6 separate regions of the Mus musculus genome follow, and regions 2, 3, 4, 5 and 6 are each linked to region 1. The links are chromatin loops, found by intact Hi-C in ENCODE. Cell type or tissue: left cerebral cortex. All regions are shown on one strand.

Region 1 (4,000 bases):
TGTAGGTGAAGGCAATAAGACCAGGTTTTCTGGGTTCTAACAGGGGATCCAGCAACAGCACCCAGAGGCCTGGCAAACAATCGCATCACAGGCTGCTCCTCCCAATGCCACTGTCACCTTGCTGATGGCCAGCGCAGCTGCATCCTCTGTCACTTGGGTGGCAGCTTTGTTATCACACTTCCTCCAGCCACCCACTCTACCCTCTAGCTCTGTGATGGCTTGGGTCAAAAAGACCAATCTGGCTGAATCCCCTCTGATGGATGTAAGTCCATCATGGACTCTCATGAAGTCCCAGTCACCTAGAATTCCATCCTAGATCATCAGGCTCCTATCCCATAGTGCTGGCCACCAGTACTCCATATGAACACATACTGCATGTACATACTGCATACATGCACACAGAGTAAGGGAAGCTGCTGGGGGTGGAGGTGTGGGCACATACTGTGGTTCTGGACCTCACACACTGGCCCCAGGCTCTTGGGAGCAGAGAGGTGTGAGCTTCCAGCAATGAGGAGCTCATGGCTCTGAGTGGGAAGGAATAGCTTCCGTGGAAGGCACCTTCAGCTATTGATGCAACCACCTGTCTGAGTATCTTAGTCCAAACTCAGATGAGAGGAGAAGGTGGCTACTAGGTCTGAGGGATTGGCTGGCACCCATAGGGAGGCAAGTCTAGCATCTGATGGCCAGGTGCTTAGTCCCAGGGTGACAGCATTTGTGAGCCAGCTACTTCACTCTTATGAGGGACAGAGGGAGCAGAGGGGTCACTGCTCCCAGAGAAACTCCTGGAACGAGAGCCATTCAGAGAAAGGGCTCATGAACTTGAGGCAGCTGTGGTCACCGGTATAAGACTGGGTCCATCAACATTTTATCCTGAAAGAAGTAAGGGCTCGTGAGGTTTCCCCTCCCCAAGATCTATAAATGGTTGCGTGGGAAGGGGAGTCACTCTTGAGTGGTGTGACCACTGACAAGTTGCTCATGTCCCAGTAAATAAAGCCCGTCCATGCCATACAAGCTGCCAAGAAACTTAGTGTGATTCTTCCTCTCTCTCCTCCCTCCCATCCCTCTCTCTCTCACACATACCATGAACACAAAAGTCACAAAGACATGGGAGGGGAGGGTGGGCTTGTTGGGAACGAAGGGTTTCAGGGGGAAAAGGAGGGGTGAGATAGGGTAGGTAACAGGGTATAAAAATAACCAAAGTTAATTATATACATGTATCAAATGGTCAAAGAATAAAGAGAAGGAATCCAGACTTGGGCTCGCAAGCCTATGGCCCCTGAGACTCTGACCTTGCTCTGAGTGTACAACTGAGACTTCAGGGGGTGAATCAAGGACCCTGCTCAGCATCTGAGCAGGCCATGAGAACTCAGTCAGACCCAGGATTGGTACAGGTATGCTCAAACCAAAGATAGCCACAGTAGAAGAGAGCACAGTCAGGAGACTCCTCCCCAGCTGGGGGTTTTCCAGGTCAAGCACTTCTGGAAAGGTCATATACCCACACTAGCTTTCTCACGAAAAGTCTCCCACACCCTGCCTCCAAGGACAAGACAGCCTCACTGATCCTGCAGCTCTCCATGGTCAGAGTCTAATCAGGCTCCTTCTTGTGATCAAAGGCACCGTAGCCCTGGGTCTGGAACTGGCTGGTGGCAGCTATGGCCTTTGTACAGGTGGACCAGCCAGGGGGTTCTGAGGGCACCCAACATAAGGGGCAGGAACTATCAATGCAGGGCATTCCACTGTGACCTCTGAGGCTTCAGGCTGAAGGACATCAGTTTTCTCACCATAAGCTTCATTCTCTCCAGTGAAGATGGATCAGAAATGTCTACTGGCCAACGGGCATCTCACAGGCCTGCATCCTCCAAGTGGGGCCCAATACAATAATAATCTCTTCCCCCCTTCCTTCCCTCACCCCACCTCTGTATAAGTGTGTGTGTGAGTGTGTGTGTGTGTGTGTGTGTGTGTGTGTGTGTAAAGAGGAGATGGGTATAATACTGTGTCCCATGGATGGTGCAGGGACTTCTGCCCTTAGTGAGTCTCAGCCAATACTTATGACCTATACTATGGAGGTGTCCGCCATTCTTTGGAAGGGAGGGAGAGGGACTGGGGCAGGTCTTGTCTTCTGAATCTGACTCCCACTTTTAGAAGCTGCTGCCCCATGACTCCTGCCAGTTATCTAGGCGACCTGACCAGCTTTCTGGACCTCGATGAGGCTCACGCTCATGTTTTCATCTTTGCTGACAGGACTGTTACTTCTCACTAATCTGAGACCAGTGGAGGGCGCAGACCCTTTGTACAAAGAGCGCTTGCTCTTCCTTTGCCAAACTCTGGCAACAACCCTTAGCTGACACCAGCAGAGGGCGACTGAGAGCGAACAACTACACATGCTTAACAGACAGGTGAACCTGAGTCCCCAGAGGGCAGCTTGCCCCTGCTTGATGTACCTCTGACTCACAAGGTGCATGTCCCCTGTGTGCAGTTGAGAGGGGTGTGATATACTGTTCTTCCTTCCCTGCTGGAAGCAGCCTTTGTTTGCAGCTTATTTAGCGAGCCTGCTGTCCTGTGCAGAGTTCTTGTGCTCTCTGTGTGGTCCTGGGGTATGCACTTGGACCTGCAGCTTCTTGTCAGCTCTGTGGACAGGGAAGTGCTGAGGTCTTATGGAGCTGTACCCGGTATCACACATCTCTGCCATGCTACCAGGGTGGGACAATAAATCCTGCGTGTAAGGAGTGGGCAGAGGCTGCCAGCACGCCAGCCAAGTCCGTTATATCTCCTGAGCACCAAACCTTCCCACTTCTGCCTGGGTGCCCCAGGGTATGGTTGTGGGGCTGGAGCACAGAGCCAAATGAGTAGAACTTTGTGTAGCTGGGAGGCCCCAGGTGCACTGCTTTGTCTGACTCACCAGCCCTGTGTGACAGCAGGGTCCCGGCCATCAGTCATTTACAGTTCCATGAAACCAACCTCATTATCCCATTTTATGAGAAGGGCCATGTTAAGCAAGGTCAAATGGCTTTCTCCAAATCAGTATCCTGCCTGTGAGGACTTGTGATGTCCTAAAACATGGCTCACTGGCCAGAGGGTGAGGCTGACAGCAGACCACAGGACAACAGAAACTCATCAGGAAAAATTGTGGTGCACACCAGGAAGGGAAGGTGTGGCCTCAAAAGCTAAAGGAACAGGAGGAGACTGCCTGTGAGTAGAAGGGATCAGCATGCCAAAGAGAACCTTCTAGGCTAAGGCAAGAGCAGGCACAAAGGTCCTGGGGTCACAGAGAGAGAACCAATTCAGAAGGACCAAAGGATGCCCAGTTGACCTGATGCAAGGAATGAGTCAGCAGTTGGAATAAGTCAAAGTGTAAAGTAAACACTGGCCAGATGTGAGAACTCTGGAGCCATTCCAGAGACTGTCATTTCAGGTTACCAGCCGGGGACATGGCCCAACTGCACCACTTCCTCTAGAGAGACAAACAACCGAGAGGAAGAACAGAAAGCTGCTAAGTGGGTGAGCGGCCACTGCAGTGGTCCAAGCAAGCAAGAGATGGTGTAGACCAGGAAGATGATGGGGGTTGAAAGATCTAGTCAAAATTTGCACTGAATGTGAAGTGAGGTTGGGAGGGATGACTGGGGTGTCTACTTACTATGAGGGGTCCCTTGGCAAAGGACTGGCTTCTGGAGTGAGGATTTTGGACCATTAGCTGCAGGAGCCAGGACACCTTCCAGGTACAGCTCAGGAGGACGCCCACGTTAGACGAGAGATTAAGAATGAGCTTTGAGGGGTGCCAACTGAAGCTATGGGCATGGGTGAGTCACTGCGAGGAGGACATGGGGCAAGGGGGTGGAAGGAGGCCCCAGGAACTAGCTTTGCCAGGCATCATGACGAGAAGGGGCTTAGAGAGAGACACAGGCCCATCTGTACCCGGCTGGCAGGAGGCCATCTACAAGGGGCTCCCATGTACTGGGCATCCTGACAAGTCAGCCAGCGGTGACCTTGGAGCCATTTCAAG
Region 2 (4,000 bases), 100 kb after region 1:
TATTTTTGCTGTGGGGAGCCTGGTGCCTCCCAATTCCCAGGTGTCCCCTAGAGGATTTTGCTTTTGATTCAGGCAGCTTGGGGACTGAAGGGAGGGCTTTATAGAAGGCTGAGAGCCAAGCGCAGCAGGGCCTGCCAGCCCATCAAAGGATGACACAGAACCCACAGGGTGTGCACAGGGCAGCAATGCCCGTGTATAGGCTCCCATGTGACCTCAAAGGGCAAGGCTAGATGAAGCTCATCATCGTGTGCTAGGGTTCAGCTGTGTCCGCCACAGTTCACCCACAGGAGATCTAACCCAAATGCGAGTGCTGAGCTGCAGGACCTTTCAAAGGTATTTAGGTCAGGAGGTCTCTGTCCTCATGAATCCATTAATGTGGGTGGTTCATCTATCACAGGAGTGGGTTTCTGAGGGAAGATGAGCTCAGCCCTCTTCTCTTTCTCCTCCCTCTCAGTCTCCTTCTCTGTCTTCCCCTTTCATCTTCTGCCACAGGTGACACAGGTCTTATCAGACTCCAGTCCCTTCATATTGTTTTTCCCAGACTACAGAACTGTGAGCCACAGAAACATCTATTCTTTACAAGTTATCAAACCTGTGGAATTGTACAACCCCAGTAGAAGGGGGACAAAGATCTGCTTCATGGATACAAACCTCTTCCCCTTCTCAGCCCCATTCACAGAGGAGGAAACTGAGGCAGATGAATTAGCTCAGTCAAGGCCACAGAGGAAATACCGAGCCAAAGATCTGATCCTGGCAGGATGGCCCTCGAGTCCACACTCTCAGCCCTGTGCCACATTGAAAGCAGTTAAGAGAGAAAACATATCTGCAATACATAAGTCAAACAATAGATTAGGCTGACCACAAGAAAAGACAAAATGGGGCAAAGAGTAGGTCCAGCCATCCCAAAAGAACAAGTAGATAAAATCAATTAGAAATAAACATAAATATATGAAAGATGTACTGTCTCATTGGCAGGCAGGGAATAGAAATCAAAGCCACATGTGGTGTCTTGGTGACTTTCCTATTGCTGCATACATACCACAACCAACCAGTTTATAGAAGAAAGAGTTAACTGGGGGTTTGCAACTTTAGAGGGCAAACCCATGACCACCGTGGCAGGAGCATGGGAGCTGAGAGCTTGCTTCCTGATCCACAAACAGGAGCCAGATAGAGAGTATGTGAGAACTGAGTCTGGTGTGAGCTTTTGAAACCCCAAAGCCCAGTAATTGACACACCTTCTCCAACAAGGCCACACCCCCTAATCCTTCCCAAATTGTTCCATTAACTGTGGACAGAGCATTTGAATCTATGAGCCCGTGGAGGTCATTCTCATTCAACCCACCACAGGCAGAGCCTGCATTCAGACTAACAAACACTAAAAACAACCGGAATGCTGAGTGTTGTCAGGGAAAGAGCAGAGGGGAGCCTCACACGAACTGCAGAGGAAGCTGCTTGCTATACCCACCCAGTCCAGAAAGCAATTTGGCTACTTCTAGTAAAATTCAAGATTCACAGCCTCAACCCCACAGCAATTCCTTGTTAAGCACGCCTCATGAATCTGGCTCACGTTCACCAAGATACACACATAAATATCCATGACAGCCTTGTTTGTAACAGCCAGAGACTGGAAAGCAGCTGAACATCCATCAATGGGAGCCGACAAGCAACACCGCCACGCAGCACCACCCCAACAGGGCGTGCTCTGGCTACAACTCCTGTGGGTGAAACTCTCCAGCAGAAGGTTAAGCAAAGAAGGCAGCTACAGATGAAAAAAATAAATGCTGTGACCTGGTATCATTTACAATATGCTTTGCAGACAGCCCGTAAAAATAACGGGTAGAGGCATATTTACAAACGCAGTGCAGGAAAGTAACAAATGAAAGGAAGAGTGCTCCCTGTGGGAGGCAGGAAGATATGAGCAGGGAGAGGTCAGATACTGATCTTCCCCCTAGTGTTTTAGATGTGCTCCCATACTTTTTGCCAAACCCTTCAAAAGTGGACTCATCTCCCCTTCCCTAGGGCACTGGACAGGGTGTCTTGTTCCTAGTAAAAAGAAAAAAGCAGACCTGACACTGTGACTACTAAGACCAGACATTGGGGACACCATGCTTCCTGTTGACCTGGCCACTGTAATATGAGCCTAGATCCATCCCAACATCTTGCCAACAAGCTACTGAAGGTGTTTTATTATAAATCTTTACTGAGAATATAAATAAGAATCTCGGGCTGTCAAGATGGCTCAGCAGGTAAAGTCACCTCCTGCCAGGCCCTTTGACATGAGTTCAATTCCCGGGACCCAGAGTTTTAGGAGGAAAATGACTCCTAAAGTTATCCTGTGACCTCCACATAAGTGCGTGGCATGCATGTGTGCTCATGCACACACACACACACACACACACACACACACACACACACACACACAAGCATATAGCTGAGAACAGACATAATATCATGCCTAATGAACCCCAAGCTCCCATGCCCTTTTGGTAGAGCTCTTGGGCTGAGTTGACAAAGTTTAATCCAGGCTTTTCCTGATGTCTTTTGACCTTGGTTTGTCAGAAAATGACATTGTGTTTTCTCATCATTCATCACCTTCCAGCTGGACTGAGGTCGAGTAAAAAATGCAAACAGAAAAAAAAAAAGTGTGCTGGTCCTTAGCACATGCACTTATGTCAGCACCAAGGGGGCTAGCACTTCAGTAGGATGTGGCCAGCCCAGTCACTGGCTGCCTCCTCTTCCCTGAAGAGCCTGCTGCCAAAGCCTCCCAGCCACTGCCACCTCAGACTCAGCCCTTCAAGATCTTAGAGGGTGGGGATGACAGGCAACCTTGCACTATGGGGTTTGAGACCCAAGACCCAGTCCCCTCATAGACAGCAGAGGCAGGAGCATCTGCTTATGTTACCAGGCTATGTCGACTGCTGAGCTCAGCTGTTCTTTGGAAACAGGGCCCTGGAGTTCCTCTCTGGCCTTTGAGAAAATAACCTTTCTTGAGAGGAGTCAACTCCAAGGGGCCACTGGAGGCCCGAGGTTGGTGCCAGATGGAGATTGGGGGCTCTGTGATTGTAGCAGTCATTGTTCGTCACTGTGACAGAACACGGGAGAACAGTTTGCTTTGTCTCTGTTCAAATGCTTCAGTCCCATTACTTCTGAACTGGGAAGCAGCAGTCATGGCAAAAGGGAACCAACCAGAGCTGTTAGACACAAGGTGGGAGAAGGCAAGATCCCATTGTGCCCTGCAAGGCATGTCTCCACCAACCTAACTTCCTCCCTGACTGTAGATCTGCCTCCTTCCAATAATGTCATAGGATGGAGACCAAGTTTCTCATGCATGGGTTTTTGTTTTTGTTTTTGAGGGGTAGGGATGTCAGGGAGAGGAGAGGAGGCATTCAACATTAAAATTATAATAGGAACCCTGGTCAGAAACAACCTCAGTCATTAAATGAAAAGGGGGTTCCCTAGGAACCTGTGTCACAGACTTGTGTGGCTTAAATGAACTGTGAAAAACATGTATTTTGTTCTAAGGCTGTCAGAGCCATAAAGCTGGAGCTACCTTACCCTTAGTCACACCATCCCCAGCACAGGTGATGCTAGTCACCATCCCTACTATGTGCACTCCAAGTCACCCCGTACCATGCCTGGCATCAGTAGTACCAAGTACCATGCCTAGGGTACCTGACTTCACAGCCCACCACTTTGCCACCTTTGTACCCACAATCTCCAAAGTTGTGAGCTGCCTAAGCCACACATCAAGTAGGAGAGTCTGAATACTCTCTAGAACACATTTAAAGGGAAAATCAGTAGAGGAGACCGACCATATTCCTGGGGTGCCACAGGTTTTCTAGCATGGCTAATACTCAAGAAAAAAATCTGGTCCAGGAGTGGGGACCACAAGATGGCCTCAGTACTTTGGATCAGAAGGTTCTGTGAATTGTCTCCTAATGCCCTTCCCACATGTGCTCTAGACTCGTCCCATCTGCTGTCATGGGGCTCCCCGGAGTCT
Region 3 (4,000 bases), 310 kb after region 1:
CTGGATATGGCAGTCTCTAGATGGTCCATCCTTTCGTCTGGCGGTTCCTTAGAAAATTGGACATAGTACTACCGGAGGATCCAGCAATACCTCTCCTGGGCATATATCCAGAAGATGTCCCAACAGATAAGAAGGACACATGCTCCACTATGTTCATAGCAGCCTTATTTATAATAGCCAGAAGCTGGAAAGAACCCAGATGCCCCTCAACAGAGGAATGGATACAGAAAATGTGGTACATTTACACAATGGAGTACTACTCAGCTATTAAAAAGAATGAATTTATGAAATTCCTAACCAAATGGATGGACCTGGAGGGCACCATCCTGAGTGAGGTAACCCAATCACAAAGGAACTCACACAATATGTACTCACTGATAAGTGGATATCCTAAAAACTTAGGATACCCAAGATAAGATACAATTTGCTAAACGCATGAAACTCAAGAAGAATGAAGACCAAAGTGTGGACACCATGCCCCTTCTTAGAATTGGGAACAAAGCACCCATGGAAGGAATTACAGAGACAAAGTTAGGAACTTATTCTTTATGGCAGACAGAACTCTTAACTTGCAAGATATATGTTTCCTGTTTTGGTCTCCCACTAACTTGGAAGGTGTACGGTTCTTGTTCCTGTTTAGGTTTCACAACACAACGACAACAAAAGAAAAATGAGAGACCTGTCTTCCCGATGAGTATAGTTATGAAAGTTCTCAATAAATACATGCAAACCAAATTCCAGAACTAATCCAAAAGATCATTTCTAAGATCAAGTTGGCTTCATTCCAGAGGTGTAGGGCTGGTTCGACATAAGCAAATTAATAAATATAATCCATCACATGAATTGTCGCAAGTACAGAAGTCACGTGATCGTGTCAATAAATGCAGAAAAGGCTTTTTGACAATATCCAGCACCTTTTGTAATAAAAAGCCTGAGGGGAAAAGGGAGGACAGTGTTTCAGTGTAGCAAAAGGCTGACACAGTTAACCTACAGCCAATGTCATATGCACACGCACAAACTTCTGGTCCTCCACATGGTCTTTTTACTGCAGACAACAGGAGGCTTTGTTCCTAGACCACATGATTATTGAAGGGTTTAACTGGCAGTCCTTGCCCTTCCCTCTTCCCTTCGAAACTGTTAGATTCCTTCATTTAGGCACCTCCACATTCCTAAAGCTGGCTGGCCTGCAAAGCTCTATTTCCTATTTCCTAATATTTGCCACTTCCTTAAGCCTGACTCTTTCCTGAGGCTAATCACCAAGGTCCAGCAGTCAAAATTTCCTATTTGGCTACACTGACTAATGTGTCTGATCAGAGCCTACCAACTCATCCTAGCTCATCCTAAAATTGACCTCTCCCTTTCCCCCCTTTTAAAAAAAATCACTCCTGCAAAGCCATCTGCTGATGTTTCTGCCCAATTCAGATTCAGACATCTTGACTCTGATTAATGAAAGATCTCTTTGTGTTGGAAACTGGTGTTTGGATGTGGTCTGTGTCCAGAAGGGCACACCCTGCAGTGCATGGGTCCCTTCAGTTGTTGCTATAATAAGCAACCTAAAGCAGGCTATCTACAGTAAGGAGGTTTGTTTACCTCTGAGCTTTGAGGCTATGAATTTAAACAGACTTCATCAAGGTTCCCCATTGGCTGCCAGACTCCTGGAGATGATAGTAACAGGAAACTGCTGTAGTATGGAGGGAAGGAATCACATCTCTTTAGTGTCCCACCATTCTGAGAGAGCACTGGCATCACCCATAGGTCTTCCACTGCACTGAGAACCAATTCTCAGTACAAGAATGCACATATGAGGGACCAGCTTAAGCCACCTCTACACCCTAGCCGTTTCCAGCCTGTTAAAATTATGTTGGTAAGTGTAAAAAGACCAATTCACTTTGGTTTTAAAAGACAGTGTTTATAGTATTCCAAAGATCATAGACTTTACAATTGTTTTAACGTGTGATTTTAAGTTGCATGCCAGCCACTGTACACAAGGAAGGTCAGAGGATAGTTCTCCGACTGGTTCTCTCCTGCCACCTTGTGGGATCCAGATGGAAATAAGGTCACCAGGCAGGGGCACAAGGGCTTCTACCTGATCAAACATGTGGCTAGCCTTTACCTGGTGGTTTTATAAGGCATGCAATTTGGAGGCTGCTGTTCCAAATCATATTTTGCTGCTGGCTTTCTGGCAGGATTGTCTTACCTGGCTCTGTGGCGCCGCAGAGCAGACACTCTCAGAGCCTCCGGGGGCTCTAGCCAAAGCCCCTGAGCTGTTTACCTGAAGCTGTGTGCTTCCCCTCCTTGGATCCCCTAATGGAGGAGCCTGGTCTCCTCTCTGTCATTTCTTCTCTCAAGGGGTGTGACCCCAGGTCCCAGAGTGTGACATTCTCATTTTCTTTCCGGTGGATCCAGGATCCCCGGTGCCTTAAACAACCGCTTTTCCTGGTGTGTTCTGGTACTGTACCACTAGTACCACTAGTACCACTAGTACCACTGTACCACTGTACCACTGTACCACTGTACCACTGTACCACTGTACCGCTAGTACCGCTAGTACCGCTGTACCACTGGTACCACTGGTACCACTGGTACCACTGGTACCACTGTACCACTGTACCACTGTACCACTGTACCACTGTACCACTGTACCACTGTACCACTAGTACCAGAGAAACATTTGCAGGGAAGACGTTGGAGTACGGTCCATATCCATCACTGAGATGAACTGGAGGACATATGAAATTCTTGAAGTACTGAGAGCTTTTGTAAAGAGGAAATTTCTTTTCAGGTTTCACCACTAGGCAAGGCTAGATTATTTGGGCTGTGGTAAAGTAAATGACCTACTTGTCTTTGCCATAAATTAAGCGAGCATCGATAGCACATTTTTTACTGAACTGACACCCTGAAGTACTCCTGGAGGACCAACCACAATCACTGCTAATCAAGCATTTGAAATCAAGTTTCAAAAGATAGTATGCAATTTAGAGCCCATTGGCAGACACTACGTGAAGCGATATTTCCATGTTCTTGCCCTTGTTGGAAAACTTTTGACTTAATCAGTATGGGTGCTGGGTCTTTTCCATTGGCATTTGTGTACTTCATACTTATGTAATTAGAATCTTTTCAGGTTCCAGCAACAGAAGCTTCGACTCAAGTTGGCTGTAAAAATAAGGAATTTGTGTAGGCCAAATGGCTCAGTAGGTAAAGGTTTTTTCCAAAAAGTCTGTGGGCCCCACACGGTTGACTTCCACAAACACACCCTTTGGCACTAGTATGCAGACACACACACAAGTGTGCACGCATACATGCACACAATCAAAAAGCTCGAACAAGTATCTCAACTGGCTTGTATAAACTGTAGTTCAATGCTGACTGTGATAGCTGAGGCAGGGCAACCGTAAGGTTTTTAATTATAATGTTTTTATTCTTCAGAATACAACAAAATGTGATTTTTATCTGCCCCCCCCCCATTTCCTCCCTCAATATTCCAAATGCCTTTCCCAACATATCCTCCTCCCAGGTTCTTCACGTCATATATATATATATAAAACCCAGTAAGCTCAGTCAGTACTGCACATACAAGGATTTGTGTGGGGCATCCACTGGGCATGGGAAACCTACCAGTGGCCACTCCCTCAAAGACTAATGGTTCTCTTCCCCCAGAAATTGTTTACAGCTAATAGCATCTATGTAAGGGGTGAGGGCTGCTGACATTTGGGCTGGTTTGATTGTTGAGGCCCACCTGAACCTCATAAAAAAATTTCAGGCCAAATGAACTGCATTGTGTAACCCTGTTTCAAAATAATCTTTTGGGGCCTTTAAATTTTTTATTTTGGGCTGGTTAGATGGCTCAGTGGGTAAGAGCACCCGACTGCTCTTCCAAAGGTCCGGAGTTCAAATCCCAGCAACCACATGGTGGCTCACAACCATCTGTAACAAGATCTGACGCCCTCTTCTGGAGTGTCTGAAGACAGCTACAGTGTACTTACATAAAATAAATAAATAA
Region 4 (4,000 bases), 170 kb after region 1:
TACAGCTTTCAATAGTGATAAAATGAGGTTCTAGACGTGGGACAGGAATGCCAGGTCACCCTATGAGCCCTTCCCCAGAGAAATAAGGGACAGGTTGTAGATGTGCATAACCTCCCATTTGTGGGCCTCCTTGGGGACTAGGAGTTACAGAATAGACAGCTCAGACAGTTCTCCTGGGAGGCCATGTGGTGGGACACAGTGGTCAGTGTGGCCCATGATGATAACCTGGCCAGCAGAGGCAATAAGCACCAAAGAGCCTGCATTCCCAATGTCCTGGTCCAGAGACTTGCAAGGAGATAGGTGGCCCAGGGGGGGAGACAGGGGCTTTGCTTTGCCTCCTGAGTCAGACTTCTAGAGGTACCTGACAATTGCTAAGTCCCCAGTGTCTCATGGGCCACTCCTAAACCTCTAGAGAGGTAGCACCCAGCCATATCCTGCATGGTTAAAGAGCCCCTGTCTAGAAAGACTGTGGACACAGAGTTCTTCTAAGCATCTCAAAAAGCCAGCCAAGAGGCTTCCGAGGGATCTAGGGGGGACACAGCAAGCATGAATATCAGGCTCAATATGTTCTCAGCAGGATCATCTCTAGGGTGTCTCCCCCAAAAGAAGCAAGAATTAAACACCTGCTGGATACTAAAAATAACAGCATGGACATCAGGAGCCAGACTGCCTTTTCTACAGATACCACACCCTCAGCCTCATCTATAAGCAAGATCAGGTGCAGGTCTGATGACAAGAAGGGATACAGTTAAGGAGGGGAGGGACACACACACACACACACACACACACACACACACACACACACACTGCTTTCCAGGACAAAGCAGGCTCTAGCTAGGGAGGAGACTTGGGGTCTCTGCAATCATCTACCATACCACTGGACACCATTTCCCTGAGCTGGAAGAAGCTAAGACTCTCATTTCATACCAGAAAGCTCCAAAACCCATCTGACTTCCCTAGTCGGGGATGTGTGTGCCTACAGGGCATGTGTCGAGACACTGTGGGGTGGGGATGCTGCTTGAGGCTCCTTTAGTATCCAGCATAGTGGATAATAAATGTGACACAATAGAAGGTGCAAAACAGCATCAGATAATGACAGCCATGGCCCTGGGGAAGCACTAGCAGGAGACACTAATGCTTCCCCAATAAAGCTCTCAACCTGGCATCCACTAGCACAAAACTCCACATAGGCAAGGTATTCACAGGGACTGACCCAGTCCTGGCCAGAAGCACAGAGCTCTCCCTAGTCTCTGCCACTGGCTGAGCAGGATACAGGGATCTGCGGGAGGATGCTGCTGAAGCCCAGAGGTCCCTGCATTGGAGCTGGGCAACAGGCAGGGGCATGGCCCACATAGGCAGAAGGGCTGGCCTCATGCTCCGGTTTCCTGTGCTCAGGGACGGCAGCTGTGCTCCTCAGCCACGGTGGGCGGCAGAGCCACACTTCCTTGGTGTGATCTGGACTTTAGGGAGATGTCCTTCCTCCTCTCTCTGTGGAACTGGGAAAAATAATTAAGAGGAGAGCAGATGGCAAGCACTTCAAATCTGTTTGTGAGAACTAAATCAACAAGATGTGGGAATCTGGGAGAGCTTGCTTCTCTGGATGAGTGGGCACCCCACGCTCCAATCCCCAAAGCAAGGCAGTGGGACTGTGGACAGGGTGGGCGGGAGCATACAGTGAGAGGGTAAGAGCCCAAAATCCAGAAGCAACCATAGAAAAGCCACCTTCTCCTATGGCAACCAGGCTGCCTGGAAGGCTACAGAGGGACCCTGGCTTCAGCACCACCACAGGGCACACAGATCAACGTGCCTAGTGAGAAGCCAGCTACTATAGCCCTGCATCTGGAATGGTGATTGTAGGCTAATTCTTCTCCTCCCTGAGACCGGCTGAGAACCTCTGAGAACCTCTCACCCACAGGCTCTCTTAGTACCTGGGAGTGTGTACTTTATAGAAAAAGGAGGTTTATTAAGATCGTAAGTTTAGAAGCATAAAGTCCATGGCTGGGGGATCTATCTTCCAACCTCAGATAAGTACACCACTGACAGCATCAGAACAAGGTAGAGCAAAGGAAAGAGCTGCATGCAGATGAGGCCACACATATCAGGTAGTTACTTTACAGCAGCCACTGTCACAAGAACTATGTAGAGTACCATGAAAATGACATTAATACCTTCTAAGCACATGTTCCAATTATGTGATATCCTCCCAGTAAGCCCCACCTCTTAAGTTCCACCATCTCTCACTGAAGCAACCAGCATTCGCTCAGGATAACCCAAGACCAAGTTCTTGGCAAAAAGGAATTTATTTTCTCCAGAGGGACAGAGAGCAGGGAATAAGAGAGGAAGATGGGAGATAGAGGATGAGAGAGAAGGGGAAGGGAATAAGGGAGAGGGGAAAGAGTGTTTGTCCAGGGTGGGGACAAAGGACTCCCTCTGGATAGAGAGGAGAAAGAGGTGGCGCATAGGCAAATGACAGTTTATAAAAGCAAATTGGGAAGCCCCGTGTTAGAATGAGATGTTTAATTTTGATTCTGCATGTTAATTAGGTGAGTCAAAGGGGGCTTTTGATTGCTGGACTACAATACTTTGATAGCTGACCTTGGTAGTCAGCCTCAGGAGGAGGGAATTGCCAAATAAGGAATGGACCTTAGTGGCTAGCTTTAGAAATGTAATTTAATGGTTTTTTGCAAGGCAGAGGAAATGGGATGAAGGGCAAGGCCTGCCAGAGCCATGCTTGCCATGTTCAGGCTGGCTAGAGTCCCTCCCCTCATAGACATCAGACTGAGGCTCAGTCATCCAACACATGAATTCCAAAGAGAAACCATACTGGAAACACCGAGCAGTCAAGTTCACCAAAGCCATCAACCACAGGAGAAACCCTCCAATTAGCAGACCACGAGTCTTGGACCTGTTGGTTGGCACTCAGGGTACTTTCATCGAGAGCTTGTCAGACCCTCATATAAATGTACAGATAAGAGCCAATCTTCAGTGGAAATTCTGTGCTCTGGAACTCGTTTGGGAATAGGTGACAAGACAGAAAATGGAGTCAAGTAAAGAACACAGATCCACATCTAGAGACTACCATATCCAGGGATCCATCCCATAATCAGCCTCCAAACGCTGACACCATTGCATACACTAGCAAGATTTTGCTGAAAGGACCCTGATATAGTTGTCTCTTGTGAGACTATGCCAGGGCCTAGCAAACACAGATGTGGATGCTCACAGTCAGCCATTGGATGGATCACAGGGCCCCCAATGGAGGAGCTAGAGAAAGTACCCAAGGAGCTAAAGGGATCTGCAACCCTATAGTTGGAACAACAATATGAACTAACCAGTACCTCCGGAGCTCGTGTCTCTAGCTGCATATGTATCAAAAGATGGCCTAGTCGGCCATCAGTGGAAAGAGAGGCCCATTGGTCGTGCAAACTTTATATGCCTCAGTACAGGGGAATGCCAGGGCCAAGAAGTGGGAGTGGGTGGGTAGGGGAGTGGGGGGGAGGGTATGGGGGACTTTTGGGATAGCATTGGAAATGTAAATGAGGAAAATACCTAATAAAAAATTTTAAAAAAAAGAACACAGCTCCAGAAAAAAAAAGTCAGGAAAATTAGAGAAGGGTCCCCAACATGTAAAGAGCCATAAGTCACCCCATCTTCAGAGGGGAATCAGCCAGCTGTGATCTGAAAATCAATGAACTTTCTTAGACCTATCAGTGAACTTCGGCTGCAAATGCCTCCCTTCCCCAGGATGTGAAGAGACAGGTGAACTCAGAGCCCCCTGGTCACATGGAGCGGAAGACTCCTGCGACCAAAAAAAAAAAACAAGTCCTAGGGTCCAAATGTTACCCCCAGGCCCTCACTAGGTTCTCCTTGAGAGGAGCCAAGGTAGAGAGTGGGAAAAACTCCTCCTTTCAGAACTGGAGGGGTGGGGGGTGGAAACCCTTAGTCTTCCTGCCTCGCCGTAAACAGGTGCTTCCCAGGAAGGGCTGGCTTATGACTTTTC
Region 5 (4,000 bases), 230 kb after region 1:
ACCTCCAGCTCATAGCCAGTTCCACGACCCACTAATCCCTTCCATGTGGCTTGGAGTCCCTGCAGGTTCTTCGTCTGTGTCACTCACCCCTCTGTTCCAGAGCTCCAAAGTTCAGGAGACCCTCTGCAGCACACCATGACCACCCAGCAATCTGAGTGCAGGACAAAGTCACCCAGCCACTCTGCCCTGAGTCCCCTGCCTCAGATTGCTGCTGTCCAGGAAAGCCCCATCCTTGCCTCTTTGGAGGGACCGGGCCCCAAAGGGAGCCTGCCCATTGGTTCTTGGCACCTGCAGATCAGTACTTCAGAAAAAGTTGTTCACTTGGACCCTTAAAGCTTACGGGTCTTTGTTTTCGAAACCACTATCCTTCCTCAAATCTATATCCATAAAGGAAGAAGGGGTCTTGGGGTCTAAGGGGACCGGGACAAATCAGTTCAGACATGAAGAAAGGCCAAGAAAAACAAGCAAGGTTTAAGAACTTCACCGTGCACAAGGCCTGAGTGAGCTGGCTTTATTTAAATTCGAATTTAAGTTTGGCCTCTGTCAAGTCACATACAAATAAACAGATATTAAAGAATTAAAAGTCTTCCATAACTGAATTCTAAGTTAAGACTAGTAGGCTTTATTTAAGGCGCCTACAGCCAGGGCAAGCCCTTGCAGAGCCCCACTGGTACCTGCTCCTATCCCTACCGCACTCAGGGGAAGTTCACCCACAGCTTTGGCATATAGAGGCCTGCTGCCCATACTGCTCCCTGTGAAAACAAGGCTTGAAAAAAGCTGGGATCAATGTTCCCCTTCATCCTCCATACCCAAGTCCCCTTGCCGGGCTCTGCCTGCCAAGAGGAAGCAGCCAGGATAAGGGGCATGTCCCCGCCGCATCCCCCCAGAGAATACGGGGTGTGGAATTTTTAACTGAGTTTCTCCCCCGGGCCTCATTATAAAGGGAAAGGGGAGGGAGGGGTACAGATCAAAGACCGGTTGCCTGGAAGCAGCGAACCCAGCAGCGACCCCAAACTCCCGAGTTGCCGCCCAGCATCGGGACTTGGAATCAGTGCCAAGCAGCTCCCCTCTAGACAACCCCCCCCCCAACGCAATAATAGGGGGACCCAGACGAGTGACCATCTCCTCTGGCCACACCAGGTAGCCCCGCGCCGCCGCTTCGCAAGCCCCTGATAACCTAGCGGCCAGCTGATCCCTGCCGCGCCCGGCCGCTGGTCAGTGGCTCGGAGGGTCCGGTGGGTCCGGAGAGAGAGGGGCGCTGGTCCGTAGCACCCCCCGGTCCCAGCGGTGGCCCGCTCTGTCGACGATGCCCCTCTGCCTCTCCAGAGCCCCACAAGGTCCGAAAGGGAGCGCTGGGACCACAGCATCCGCGCCCCCCACTGCGCCCCGGCTCCCCCCACGCGGAACCGGGCAACCCAGGCTGCTGCCGCGGAGACTCTGGCGCCCCGGGCCCCACTTACCTGCGCCCGCGCGGGTTGCGCGATGCGCCGCCGCCCCCGACTGGGTCGGCGAGGCCGAGAGCGGGGCGCCGCAGCAGCTCTTTGTGAGCCCGCGCCGAGCCGCACACCGAGACTGCTAATGAGCCCGGGAAGCTGGATAGCGGCGGGCGCGCCCCGGACGCCGCGCACGACACGCAGGGCCGCCTCTACCGGGCGCACGCGGCGCGGCCCGGGAGCACCCGCACCCGCACCGCCCTATCCGCCGCCACACCGACCGCCCCCGCTCCTCCTGCGCCCGGCCACGCGGGGTGGAAACGCTTTCTAAAGAGACCTTAGGGAATCAAGGGATTCAAGACCGCGCGGCCGCGCAAAGCGCAGACAAAGATGCTTCGGCGCCCAGCGCGGCGCCTCCGGGTGCGGCGCGGGGACAGCGGCGGGGACAGCGGACGAGCCCACCTGGGACCTGGGTCCTTGGGATACGGGCTGAGATAGGCTCCGCGAGTCGCGGTGGCCCCTTGAGGAGCACACAGGTTCCTGGGAGTGAGCTGGGACCGGCCAGTTGGGGAGCCTTAACAGTCTGGTCCTGGGCAGGCAGAACAGGTGAAGGAGATGCTGCCGGTGCCCGCACCCTGCCCCTGACGCCGCGCTGCCCCCTGGCGGGCTCCGGAGAGCGTGCGGCGCTGAGGGGCTGCGGCGACCGCGCCCTGCTCTGCCAGCTCCGCTCTATGCGGAGCCCCGGCCGGCCCGAATCCCTTGACTCTCTAGGGTATTGTGGCCCCAGAAAGCCTTTCCTGAGGGGCAAGCCTTGTCCTGCTTCCCCACAGTCAATCACCAGAAGCCTTCTGGCCACAAGGTCTTCTCACCCGGTCCCTGATAACCACACACAAGGTCTTCTCACCCGGTCCCTGATAACCACCGAGTCTCTGATACCTGTGTTGCCTGGGATGTCCAGAAGGGAGAGGGCCCCAACCTCTAATACCCCCAATGAGAACCAGTTGGCTACCCTCAGTAAGAAACAAACCTCTTGAAATTCTTGAACGTTGGGCTTTATTGTCACCTTTGACCTTTCACTCAGCCCTATGCATTTGTGGCAACTTGCAGGTTTAAGGCACACAGGGTGCTCTGTTTTAGGGAATGGGGGGCTCCACTTCAGCCCCCAAATGCTTCCAATTGGCCTGGTTCTCCCTCTTCCTCTCTCTCTTCCTTCAGTCCTAGCCTGAGATGAAGGCCAGGTGGCAGAAGATCAGAGGAATGTCACCAAAGGAAGAGGAGGGTGAGTGGGGTGAGAAAAGAACTTCCTGATGCCCACAGTGACAGAGGTGACCCCGAGAAGGGCCTGGAGAAAAACTGAATACAGGGGCAGACCTAGTAAGGACCTCCTAGGCCTGGGACCTGTCTGCCTCCCTCTCTTTCACCCTCCATTACCCCACCCCCCACCCCTACCTCACCAGTCAATAGCAGAGCAGCTCTGGCAGCTCAGGGACCAAATAGGTCCACCCTAGAGCCATTCTTCCTCCTCCTAGAGCTGACCATTCCTTCTTGCTTGTTGTCCATCACCTTAAATATTCTATTGACCCCCCTGACAAAAAGTTCAGCTCAGCTCTAAATGCAAAACTGTTCCATTGCACTGACTGCTAAGTGTGAGATCCAGATGTGTCTGTCTGCTCTGCAGGGCACAGGACATTGTGCACACTAGCAAGCACTCCACCTCCCTACCTGGACCTTGCCCAAGTTAAAAAATAAAATGGGCAACTCACAAGAAAGGAAATACAAACGACTTTTAATCTCTTAGCACTTCTATTACCCTTTCAGGGTGTGTGTGTATGAGTGTGTGTGTGTGTGTGTGTGTGTGTGTGTGTGTGTGTGTGTGTGTGTGAGTGTGTGTATGTATGTGAGTGTGTGTGTGTGTGTATGAGTGTGTGTGTATGTGAGTGTGTGTGTGTGTGTATGAGTGTGTGTGTGAGTGTGTGTATGTATGTGAGTGTGTGTGTATGAGTGTGTGTGTGTATATGAGTGTGTGTGAGTGTGTGTATGTATGTGAGTGTGTGTGTGTGTGTATGAGTGTGTGTGTGTATGAGTGTGTGTGTGTGTATGAGTGTGTGTGTGTGTATGAGTGTGTGTGTATGAGTGTGTGTGTATGAGTGTGTGTGTGAGTGTGTGTATGAGTGTGTGTGAGTGTGTGTATGAGTGTGTGTGTGTATGAGTGTGTGTGTGTGTGTGTGTGTATGAGTGTGTGTGTATGAGTGTGTGTGTATGAGTGTGTGTGTGTGAGTGTGTGTATGTATTGAGTGTGTATGTATGTGAGTGTGTGTGTGTATGAGTGTGTGTGTGTGTGTGTGTGTGTGTGTGTGTGTGTGTAGGTCATTACAACTTTCAGGAGTTGGTTCTCTCCTTCCACCATGTGATCCTGGGGATTAAATTCAGGTCATCAGGCTTGGCTGCAGACACCTCTAATTGCTGAGCCATCCTACCAGCTTACAAACAACTATTAAACATACGAGGGGCTGGGAGTGTGGCTCCACAATGGGACACCGTTGTAGAGTACATGAGACCCTGGCATC
Region 6 (4,000 bases), 150 kb after region 1:
TGGGAAACAGTATGATGTGTCTTCAAGAAAGCCCGCTGCTAGGTATGTATGTATGGATGAAAACTGGAAGCAAAGATCTTCACAGCGGTAACAGTCCCAGCCGCCATCACATCATCAGTGAGTAGACAAAACACGATCCATACACACACTGGGCATTGCTTACCCTTGACCCGTCTGGAAATACTGGGGCTAGGGAGATGCCCAGTGGGTAAAGTATTTGCCATATGTAGGCACAAGGTCATGAGTTCATATCTCTAACCCCACATAAAGAATCGGACTTCTCCACACACATCTGGAATCACAGGGCTGGAAGGTGGGAGCAGGACTAGATCTAAGTCTTAGGTCTAGGACTGGCTCTAAGGCTCACTGAGATGGTGACCTGGTCTCAGAAAAACAAGGTGGAGAGTGACTTCAAAAGACACTCTGTGTTAGCTGGGCAGTGGTGGCACATGCCTTTAATCCCAGCACTCAGGAGACAGAGGCAGGCAGATTTCTGAGTTCAAGGCCAGCCTGGTCTACAGAGTGAGTTCCAGGACACCCAGGGTTACACAGAGAAACTCTTGTCTCGTAAAACCAAAAAAAAAAAAAAAAAAAAAAAAAAAAGACAGTGTTGGCTTCTACCCTACACACATATATACACAGAGAGAAAGAGAGACAGAGACAGAGGCAGACAGACACACAAGCACACCAAACGAACAGAATGGAAATTCTGAGATGTGCTGTACGGAGGAGCCCTCAGTGAAGCACGCCAGTCGAAAGCACACATACACTCGAGGCCCCGGGTGTGCCTCTCAGTGATTTGGTGAAGATTCTTCCGAAGTTACACCTAAGCCTCTTAGGCATAGCTCCACACGCAGTCAGATTCAGAGAGAAAGAAGACAGAATGATAGTGGAAGGTTGGGGGTGGGGGTGGGGAGAGAGGGCGTCAGTCACGCTTAGCAAGTTCAGGAGATGAGTGGAAAAATAAACACCCTGTGCCGCTCGCTCTCAGCTGTGCTATGTGACACACATGAGTGCCATTCACTGTCCACCTGGAACTGATCACATAGGGATACGGGTGTGTCTGTGTGTCGGCGTGTATACACATGTATGTGTCTGTGTGTGTCTGTGCGTGTGCATGGGTGTGCATAGGTTTGTGTCTCTGTGTGTTAAGTTTAAAGCTAAAACATGCTCTCATTTTTTAAACCTTTACCGTGGCATCCAGGACTCACTGGATAAATTCCAAACTCTAGATATTATTCCATAAAGCCTTCCAAAGCCCTTGCTGGCTGCACTTACTGCTGTTGCTAGCTACACCTGTCTGTGCCCTTTGTGCATGCAGCTCCCATGCTTGGGACACCATCCTGTCTTTCTTTCCTCCAAGTGCCCATGGTGCTATAAAATATGATACTCGACCACATAAACGGGGGCCCTCCCTGTCCCTTTGCCACACCAGCACTGGGCATAGCACCTGCACGTGTAAGCAAACTGCACCAATTCTTTACATCTACAGATATCCAACCTGGTGGCAAAGCCTGCACGGGAGACCCACATCCTCAGACCAGAGCCACTCTGGCTGTGACACTGGTCTTCTGTTCACGCAGCTTCCGAGTCTGCAGAGGAGGTGGGTGCAGCTCTTTGCAGATCTTGCAGCTCCTGTGTGGGCTCAAACCAAGAGAGGGATACAGATAGCCCTGCAAACCACCAGAGCCTTGCTCACTAGACACCCATGGTGGGAACCTGTCCAGAGCTCTTACAGAGGCCATATGTGCCCTCCCCCCAGATGCCTGAGCAGCACGTGGAGAACTCTTTCTAATTCAAATTCCTCATATGCTTATGAAGATGGAAACAGCTTTTTAAAAAATTATTTGACTTCATTGTTATCTACAGTTCAATCAATGACTATAAAACCAGCTTTTCAGACCCTCTTAATTACCCAGAAGAATTCCCACAAAAGATGCATGTCCCTGAATAGAGCAGGTGGGCAGCTACAATCAGGTTTCTTTAATAGACCTGATGTTCCTCTTGGGGTAATTTAAACAAGCCATGACGGCTCAGCCATTAGCGTTAATTATAAAAGCCTCAGACAGCTGCATAGTGGGAACCTGGACAGGACTCCAGTCCCGGCTCTTTAGCAAATCCACCTCTGAGTGCACAGTGTCACCCTTCGCATGCTCCAGGGCAGGCTTCCTGTCACCTACTGAATGGTAGGCATGGTGGAGAAAGCTGCCCTTGTGGGTCTCTGAAGACCCCACAGGCACATCATGGGCAAATGCATTAGAGAGCAACAGAATTCTAAAACCAACACAGAATAGAGAACATCACATTACTGCTAATGAACCAAAGAGCTTCTGTGGAGATGAAAGGAAATCAGAGTGTGGAAAAGGCCTACAGTTTCAGACTCCACTCAGCGCAGCAGAGCGAGCCTGCATCCTGGGGTGTGCAACTTACGAGTTAGCCAATCATAAGCCAATCTTGGGCAAAATATCCAGGAAAAGAAATGTCTCTTTACTAAAGGTGTCTTTTTCATTATTATTACATTTTATTTATTGCCAGGGGTAGGCACTGGGCATGCCGTGGCATGCATCTGGATCAGAGGACAGCCACACTCATCTGGAATCCCACTCGCTCCTTCCATCACGTGGGTCCTGGTGATTAAACTCAGGTTGTCAGGATTGGTGGCAAGCACCTTTCCCCACTGAGTCATCTCCCTGGACCATGAACATGTCATTTTTTTTTCTTATCATTATCCACGAAACAAAGCAGTGTGACAGCACCCAAGTTGTGTTCAAGACTCTGTGTCACTGAGAGATGATATGATAAAGTGCTTGGCCTACACATATGAAGATGTCACAGTGAAAGGCATTCTTTTATTTCCAATTAATGTACACTAATGTTTTTTTAGAGGATCTCACTCGGTAGCCCTAGCTGGCCTGGAACTCAATATGCACACTAGGCTGGCCTTGAACTCACAGAGGTCCTCCTGCATCTGCCTCCTGAGTCCTTGCATTAAAACTCTGTCCCCCAGGGCCAGACATGGTAATGTTCACCTTTAATCCCAGAACTCAGGAGGCAGAGAGGGGCAGATCTCTGTGATTTCAAGGCCAGCCTGGCCCACAGAGCAAGTTCCAGGACAGCCAGGGACATACCCTACTCCTTATAAAATAATTTTTGATAAATAAATTTAAAGCATGTAGGGAAATGTGCTTTAAGTTCTACATATGCCACCATTTTATACACAATGAACCTGAGTATCTGGATTCTGGCAGCCCTCCTGAAACAAACACCCCAGGACATCAAGGGCAACTGAATCATCAGATAGACCCAAGGATGGATTACCCACTGATGCTGAGGTGAAATCAGGTCCCCTCTTCCCTTGGAGGACACAAAATTCACCCCTTCATGTCTACATGTGTGTGACCCTAATAAGAGCAAGGGCCCTCTCATGGGTGTGAATCCATAGCAACCAGACAACCAAGTCCCAAGAAGTTCTGGAGTTCCCAAGACATCTTGATGGTGCGATATGGGTTGTGCTATGATTTCCATACACTTGCCTTGGCATAAGTATCCACGAATATACACTCTAACAAGTAAATACATATTTAAGAAATCCATATGCAGAAGCTGTCCACATTCACAGATCATCCCAGACTTCTCTCCAAGGTTCCAGACAGTATGGAGCGCACATGGGAGCATTTGGGATGGGAAACTGCCTTACTCAACTGCAGGACTATCAGGAACATGAGAAGGTGTCGGAGTGCAGAGCTCAAGGAGGCCCTGGCTGCCAAGTGCAACCTGTCCTTTGCCCAGGCTGGCAGTGAGTATCTCTTCCAACTCGGTGCCAGGGCCTAAGAACAGACCTGGAGCTGAGTGAGACCAATGTGAAGCTCTGAGCTCCCTAGCGTCCACTCTGGAGCAGAAGAAGGGCATTATTAATACATAAGCTGTAGAGTTATAGAGACGATGCGCCCACTGGATGAGGAGATGGCAAAAGCAGGAACAAAAGGATCAGCACTGAGGC

Evidence for each region. A loop is a pair of places that touch in the nucleus more often than their neighbours do. Peaks named below come from ENCODE experiments on the same cell type or tissue, not always from the same donor. Only the 100,000 strongest peaks of a DNase experiment are listed, where the experiment ranks them.
Region 2: it touches region 1 in a loop (2.9-fold over the local background); 3 of 42 quality-filtered maps call a loop at or near these places.
Region 3: a loop joins it to region 1, with 3.0 times the contacts of the local background. A loop is called at or near these places in 15 of 42 quality-filtered maps.
Region 4: a loop joins it to region 1, with 3 times the contacts of the local background. A loop is called at or near these places in 3 of 42 quality-filtered maps.
Region 5: it touches region 1 in a loop (4-fold over the local background); 12 of 42 quality-filtered maps call a loop at or near these places.
Region 6: it touches region 1 in a loop (3.0-fold over the local background); 3 of 42 quality-filtered maps call a loop at or near these places.

Annotation. Positions count from the first base shown.
Region 1 is chr7:64,728,371-64,732,370 of GRCm38, reverse strand. The region is part of intron 6 of Apba2 (amyloid beta (A4) precursor protein-binding, family A, member 2); the gene reads right to left. Among named protein-coding and RNA genes, the nearest start is that of Nsmce3, 140 kb to the left of the region's middle. In left cerebral cortex, a CTCF peak has its summit at 2,349 (motif pointing right); a DNase peak (open chromatin) is centred at 2,350; H3K27ac peaks cover 1,012 bases.
Region 2 is chr7:64,624,261-64,628,260 of GRCm38, reverse strand. The region is part of intron 2 of Apba2 (amyloid beta (A4) precursor protein-binding, family A, member 2); the gene reads right to left. Among named protein-coding and RNA genes, the nearest start is that of Apba2, 120 kb to the right of the region's middle. In left cerebral cortex, no CTCF peak of the experiment used is centred here; a DNase peak (open chromatin) is centred at 1,560; H3K27ac peaks cover 672 bases.
Region 3 is chr7:64,423,094-64,427,093 of GRCm38, reverse strand. No RefSeq gene overlaps it. Among named protein-coding and RNA genes, the nearest start is that of Mcee, 32 kb to the right of the region's middle. In left cerebral cortex, a CTCF peak has its summit at 2,036 (motif pointing left); no DNase peak of the experiment used is centred here.
Region 4 is chr7:64,562,662-64,566,661 of GRCm38, reverse strand. All of the region lies in intron 2 of Apba2 (amyloid beta (A4) precursor protein-binding, family A, member 2), which reads right to left. Among named protein-coding and RNA genes, the nearest start is that of Apba2, 63 kb to the right of the region's middle. In left cerebral cortex, no CTCF peak of the experiment used is centred here; a DNase peak (open chromatin) is centred at 1,583; H3K27ac peaks cover 2,804 bases.
Region 5 is chr7:64,499,714-64,503,713 of GRCm38, reverse strand. Apba2 (amyloid beta (A4) precursor protein-binding, family A, member 2) reads right to left here and starts at 1,576. Exons shown (of 15, transcript NM_001291166.1): 1 at 1,461-1,576. In left cerebral cortex, a CTCF peak has its summit at 2,095 (motif pointing left); DNase peaks (open chromatin) are centred at 895, 1,665 and 2,037; H3K4me3 peaks cover 2,668 bases; H3K27ac peaks cover 2,814 bases.
Region 6 is chr7:64,578,167-64,582,166 of GRCm38, reverse strand. The region is part of intron 2 of Apba2 (amyloid beta (A4) precursor protein-binding, family A, member 2); the gene reads right to left. Among named protein-coding and RNA genes, the nearest start is that of Apba2, 78 kb to the right of the region's middle. In left cerebral cortex, no CTCF peak of the experiment used is centred here; a DNase peak (open chromatin) is centred at 1,666; H3K27ac peaks cover 2,821 bases.